Regions from separate parts of the Mus musculus genome. Here region 1 is linked to region 2. The links are chromatin loops, found by intact Hi-C in ENCODE. Cell type or tissue: left cerebral cortex. All regions are shown on one strand. Each heading gives the region's core, and the rest is flanking DNA. Links, peaks and the distances in the headings are about the cores only. Region 1 has its middle 46 kb from the start of Gm33204. Region 2 overlaps Galnt18 (polypeptide N-acetylgalactosaminyltransferase 18).

Region 1 (2,918 bases), core at 126-2,625, 420 kb before region 2:
TTGGTCTCTCATCTTTGCTGATCTTACTTCATTGAGAGAGGCACGACAGAGAACTCTTGGAATTCTTGCTGGTCCTGGTTGCTCCCACTGCCTTGGCGCTGACTCCTGATCATTCAGCAGAAGCCTTGTGGTTTCTGCTGGATTGTGCTGCCATTGATGATTCATATTTGGTGGCACTTTTGAACTGGACTACTGGTATCCTGACAAATGGAGATTGGCCCCAAAGAACTACTTCTAAGCATGTCCACGTCACCTTGTCCTATTTACCATTTTTCTCCCCTACTTTTGGATGGTGGCCTAGAAGGAGGGAGTGTCAAAGCATTTGTGAACCCTTATTAAAGTAGGTTTTGAAAAAATCAAGGCCTACAACAGATCCACAGGAGATCCATGTACCAGAGGCTAGGAAGGGGAGAACAGTAGCATCCACTCCCAACTGTCACCCTCTTTCCCTTCCTCTTCTTCCTCCTTCTCTTCCAGAAAAGTGACCAGGCCTTGAAAGGGCCTATCTACAGTATGAATTCTTCAACTGGCATTAATACGCACACTTCTGAGAGTACTTCCAAGTAAAGGCAAACATTTTTGACCTGACCTGAAGGAAGATGGATCTCTAGGTCTGTGGCCAGACTCACTGATCCTAGGAGAATAACCATTTTTGGGGGTGGGGTACAGTGGGGTATGCTATAGCATTATGGCTGTGAAGCAAAACCAAATATCTTACATGACTCCTGAGACCTTTCAAGGAAATTACTGTCCCTTGATGTCCAGACAAAGCCTAGCTGGGATGAGATGCAAGGTAGCTTTTAGGGTGCTCTTACTAGTTAAGTTCCACAGAGATGCAGAATTGTCTCCAAGCAGGAAAAAAAATAACGACCACATTGCATGGCCCTATAAGAACACTTTCAAATATTCAAGCAGAATATAGTGTCTTTTGAATTTAGGAGCCCCAGAGTAAGGGTGGCATTCACACACACACACACACACACACACACACACACACACACACACGTCAATTAAACCCTAGAATTACAAATTCCTGCTACCAGGGGGATCTCTGAATTCAAGGCTAGCCTGGTCTACAGAGTAAATTCCAGGATAGCCAGAATTATACAGATAGACCCTATCTTGAAAAACCAAAAAAATGAGAAAAAATAAATAAAATTTAATGGCAAAGAAAAATTGGAAATTGCCAAAAACAGACAACTAAGTTTTTAGCCAGGTGGTGGCGGCACACTTCTTTAATCTCAGCACTTAAGAGGCAGAGGTAGGCAGATCTCTGAGTTTGAGGCTCACTTCCTCTACAGAGCCAAGTAAACAGAGAAACTCTGTCTCAAAAGAAATAAAAATAAAAACAAAAACAAACAAACAAACAAAACAACAGTAGCAGCAACAGCAAAAACCAAGAGCCTACTACCACATGCTACTTTATTATGTGGGTTCTGGTAGTCAAACTTAGGTCCTCATGCTTCATTGGCAAGCACTTTATCATCCCAACCTGTGCTCACCCCTTTAACACCAAAATGCAACCAGAGGCATTCTGGGCCAGAGGCATTCAGTTCCTGCTTAGCTTAGGAAAGGCAGTTTTTTTTTCTGAACTAAAGGCTACCACTAACACCTTCATGCAAATTTTTCTCTTGCATCAAGAGGAGAGCATTGACTCATCATGAGATCCCGCTTGTCTAGCTCCTCCTTGTTCCCCAAGCATGCCATAGATATTTACATTTCCTGGCTTCATCTCCTTGAAACCTCTTATCTAATAGCTTTTATTTTAAAAAAAGCCAAGGTAAAATTCACATAACATAAATCAAATGACTAAGATAAATGTCTAATCCAGTGACATTTAGCACATTTACTAGTTGTGAAACCACCATCTCTATCTTGTTCCATGACATTTTCATCATCCTGAAAGGAAACGGCACCATCTAAGCATCCACTCTTGATTTCTCCCTTCCCTGGTCCCTAGCAACCACTCCTCTACTTTCTGTCTCTATGGATTTACCTATTCTGGATGTTCATATAAGTAGACTCATACAAAGAGTCCTTTGTGCCTGGATTCTTTACTCAGCTCCATCTCGGAGCTTCTCAGTGCCACTGTGCAGCATGGAGAGAATGCAGGCTTTGGACTCAGAACTGGACTTGAGCTCTGGCTTGACTACTTGCCGATTGTGAGTCCTGAGAAAGTTATTTCCCCTCTTCTGAGCTTTAGTTCTCATTCATGAAATGAGAGGATCAATCCCTACCTCACAGCTGATAGGACTGAGAGATAACAGGCAAAATTGCATGGTCTGGTGCCTGGCACACAGTAGATAATTCCTCAACACCAGAGGGAAAGGGAGTTCGTTTGAGAGCATGAGGTGCATCGTGAGCTGAATCTGACCTTTGTCCCTCGTCATGCATCTTCTGAAACTCTGAGCTGCACAGTGCTGGTATTCTCCCTGAATCCCTCTCCTTAATCTCTTTCCTTAAACAGTTTCTCTTGCAGTGAGTACCCGCAGCCTCAGCCTGCTAAGCACACACATTTCCCCAGCTGTGTTCATACCCTCACTGAACTGCATGCCTTTAAAAGGGCAGATGTTATTTTGCTCTTCTAAAAACTCCATCTTTTTGAGGGTGGTCCCATTTTTAACTACCTTGACATGTCACAGCTCTGATATCAGAACCCTGGGATAGTAGTGTAGCATCCAAGTTATACCTCTGGGCAGTTCTGGCATGCAAAATGAGCATTATATGCTCCTTCTGGTTTTGGGTAATAGGATCACTTTCCATGTCAGTTGCTTGGAAATGCTATATATATAGCTCCCCACCCCTCCTCATGAAGATGGAAAGGGTGGCTAGCAAGCCTCCATCCTAATTATCTGCTCGTAATTGAAAGGTGCAAGTTGGCATTCTCAGAAAGGTGCTTCTTCAAAGGCACTCACTAC
Region 2 (2,918 bases), core at 250-2,749:
GGTGAAGCCAGGGAGACTCAGAGCATTGCCTCTTGAATTTTCAGGAAATAGAAGCCCTCAGAGTTTGCTTGCCTAGAGCATCAGACTCCCAGTTTAGCACTTCTGTTTAGACTGAACAAATCTCTGAGGGTAAGCAACAGAAGACACCAGAGGGAAGCTGGATGAGAAAGATCACCAGAGTCACTTCCCTATGGCAGTCTACTCCACTGTGGTCCATAGAACATTTCCAAAGATGGTTAAAGGGGTCTAGGAAGAAATAAATAAACCCCTGGAGTATAAATAGTGGAACACAGCCAAATTCACTTCATGCTGCTTTCTGACCACTACCTCGTGCTAGCCAGACTCACAGGCTATCCTGGCTCCTGATACTGAGGGTTCTCTATGGTTTATCAACCAATACTGCATCTCTGTAAGAAGTGGCATTTTCTTTCTTACCCCTGAAGAACATTTCCTGGCTTTTATCTCTTGGCCTGTGGCAGAGAAGCTTAGAATGATCCCTCTTCTCAGCCAGGAAGGTGAGTTAGGTACCTGGTATTTGATAGAAACACAGTGGTGGCTCTAATGAAGGATTGTCTGTGTCCAGGAAGCACCCTGTCAAACCTATGGCTTCAGCCTTGGTGAGTCCCCATATGGTTCCAACTGTTTCTAATAACCCATCACCCACATTCCACAGGGTTGTCAGCCTTTTAGAGGGACCTTGTGCCACCTGGTGTCTTTTTCTTGACAGATTTTCTGTCTCACAACCAGCCATTCATACCTTATGTAGACCTCCTCCAAAACCCGGTTCTCCCAACTGCACCTTTGCCATGGTACATGCATCTAGTGTCTTCGGGTCCAGTCCAGGTCTTCAGTTCCCACTCAAGAACCTACCGTCCTCTCATCATTACTCTCCTCTGTTTCCCACTCCTCAGAATAAGCAGCAAACCCAGGACAACCCTCTCCTTAACTTGCAAGGGAGACCCAGACAGTGAGCATCCCATGACACCCCGAGGACCTAACACTGCTCCAGGGCGTAGCTCATCCCCAGTCTTAGTAGTAGGCTTTTCAAACTGTCTGAAGGAACAGCCTGTCTGAGGCTGAGTTTGGAAAACACCTCAGACACCTGTATTCACTGGCACTCCAAGCAATTGCTTTAGAGGCAGTGGGAATGCACAGGCTGATGGGAAGCTAATGTATTCATAGAGGACAGCGCCTGCATAATCACCCTCATTTCTCCAGCTCTCCCTCCGCTGGTCATTTATTCACCACCCGCCGGCTTCCTCGCCATCTCATTTCAGCACTGCTCCTGGATAAATGCTTGCCCCCAAACACAATCTGTTTCACCAGAAGCAGCTGTCAGGAATCGGCCGAGCGGGCAGCACCGCCTCCGGTCACTTGTGTTCTCTGGGTAAAAATGTCCAGAAATGGGGAAAGGAATTAGATTTGTGAACTCTGCTTCCAACATATGTGTGAGTCAATCACACGGTGGTGGTGATGTCTGGCTCTCCTTCCTTAAATTATAAAGCTATTTTGGAGTGTGGGCCTGGGTGAGGCTCTCAGATATGTGTTAAAATATCTCCGGGTAGTTTCGTGTTCAGGGTTTCAAATACAGTATAAAATATTGCCAGCCTTTGTTTTCGATCTCTTGCCTCCCACTGGACAGAGATGAAGCATCATTGATGGCAAAGGAAAAGGCAGCTTTTAAAACAGGGCACAGCCTCTCTAAGCTGGTGGAACTAAGTGCACAGGGAGGGACAGTTCGTTTGTATTTTGGTTCTTCCTTGAGGGGGTGCAGAGTTGCTGACCATTTTCTGTCTTCCTGTGTGGTTACCGCTACCTATTTTTCTTTTAAGTTTTTCAAGCGAATGTCTCAGTGCCTCAGTCTCCTGCCTGAGAAAATAATATGTCTAATTACCCCTCAGGATTGTGCGTCAAACCGAAAGCCATCACTTTATCACTTACATCTCCTTTATGTAGCAGCAACTCGTGCAAAGCCCTCATCTGCTTTGGAGTAGGCAAATAGAATACTTTGCACATATTGACTATCTGATGTGTATCTGGGATCTTGCTAGTCATTTTCTCTCATGTTCCCTGTGCATATGTGTGTGGGATGTGCATGTGTTTATGTTTGTATGTGTGTTGGTGTGCATACACATCTGTGTTTCTACATGTGGCAGCCCTGCTAGGTTGATGTCTGGAATCATCCTCAATTTCTCTTCCACTGTGTGCACTGAGTCAGGGTCTCTCAATCAAACCTGGCACTCACATTTAGCTAGGCTTGCCAGCTGGCTTACTCTGGAGTCTAGTCTCAACCTTCTGAGGGTAGCGTTACAGGCAGCCCACCACAGCAGCATTCACCTTGGCCTTGGTGTCTGAACTCTGGTCTTCACACTTGCTTGGTAAGCACTTTGACAGATGAGCCCTCTTCCCAACCCTGAGGCATTTTTTTTAATGCTATCCAACCATAGATCACTCTAAAATAGACCTTTTATGGTATCTCCCCTTTATCAATTGAAGAAACTGAAATTATGAACTTGTATAAGGTTCCAAGGTCCTGCAATTGGTAAAACACAGAGAAAAGACTCAAGTCCGGGACTTTATGGCTCAATAGATATATCACAGTGATCAAGCCCAGGACCCAAGTCCTTTGAGACTCCTCCCCCAAGAAACATCACAATGTTTGTGCTTTCTTTCTCCTTTAGACTCAGCTTTGCCTGTTGAGTGTCCCTTTAAAGCCCTGATAATCTCATTTTACACTCAATTCTAGTAAGCTCCCACCCCTGGCTTTAGAATCTGCATGACAATGAGGAAAAAGTGAGACTTGCTGGAGTAGGAAGTAAGAAATAAGAGCTGACACAAACAGAAGGCTGAAAATTTGTATACTTCATAGCTCAGAGACTTCTTAGTCTTAAGAATGTATTCCAGACCTGGCAAGGACA

Evidence for each region. Peaks named below come from ENCODE experiments on the same cell type or tissue, not always from the same donor. Only the 100,000 strongest peaks of a DNase experiment are listed, where the experiment ranks them.
Region 1: it touches region 2 in a loop (3.0-fold over the local background); 12 of 42 quality-filtered maps call a loop at or near these places.

What each region holds. Positions count from the first base shown.
Region 1 is chr7:111,962,476-111,965,393 of GRCm38, reverse strand. No RefSeq gene overlaps it. Among named protein-coding and RNA genes, the nearest start is that of Gm33204, 46 kb to the left of the region's middle. In left cerebral cortex, for the core only: a CTCF peak has its summit at 1,210 (motif pointing right); DNase peaks (open chromatin) are centred at 1,681 and 1,941.
Region 2 is chr7:111,545,595-111,548,512 of GRCm38, reverse strand. All of the region lies in intron 6 of Galnt18 (polypeptide N-acetylgalactosaminyltransferase 18), which reads left to right. Among named protein-coding and RNA genes, the nearest start is that of Galnt18, 230 kb to the left of the region's middle. In left cerebral cortex, for the core only: a CTCF peak has its summit at 1,256; a DNase peak (open chromatin) is centred at 1,335; H3K27ac peaks cover 255 bases.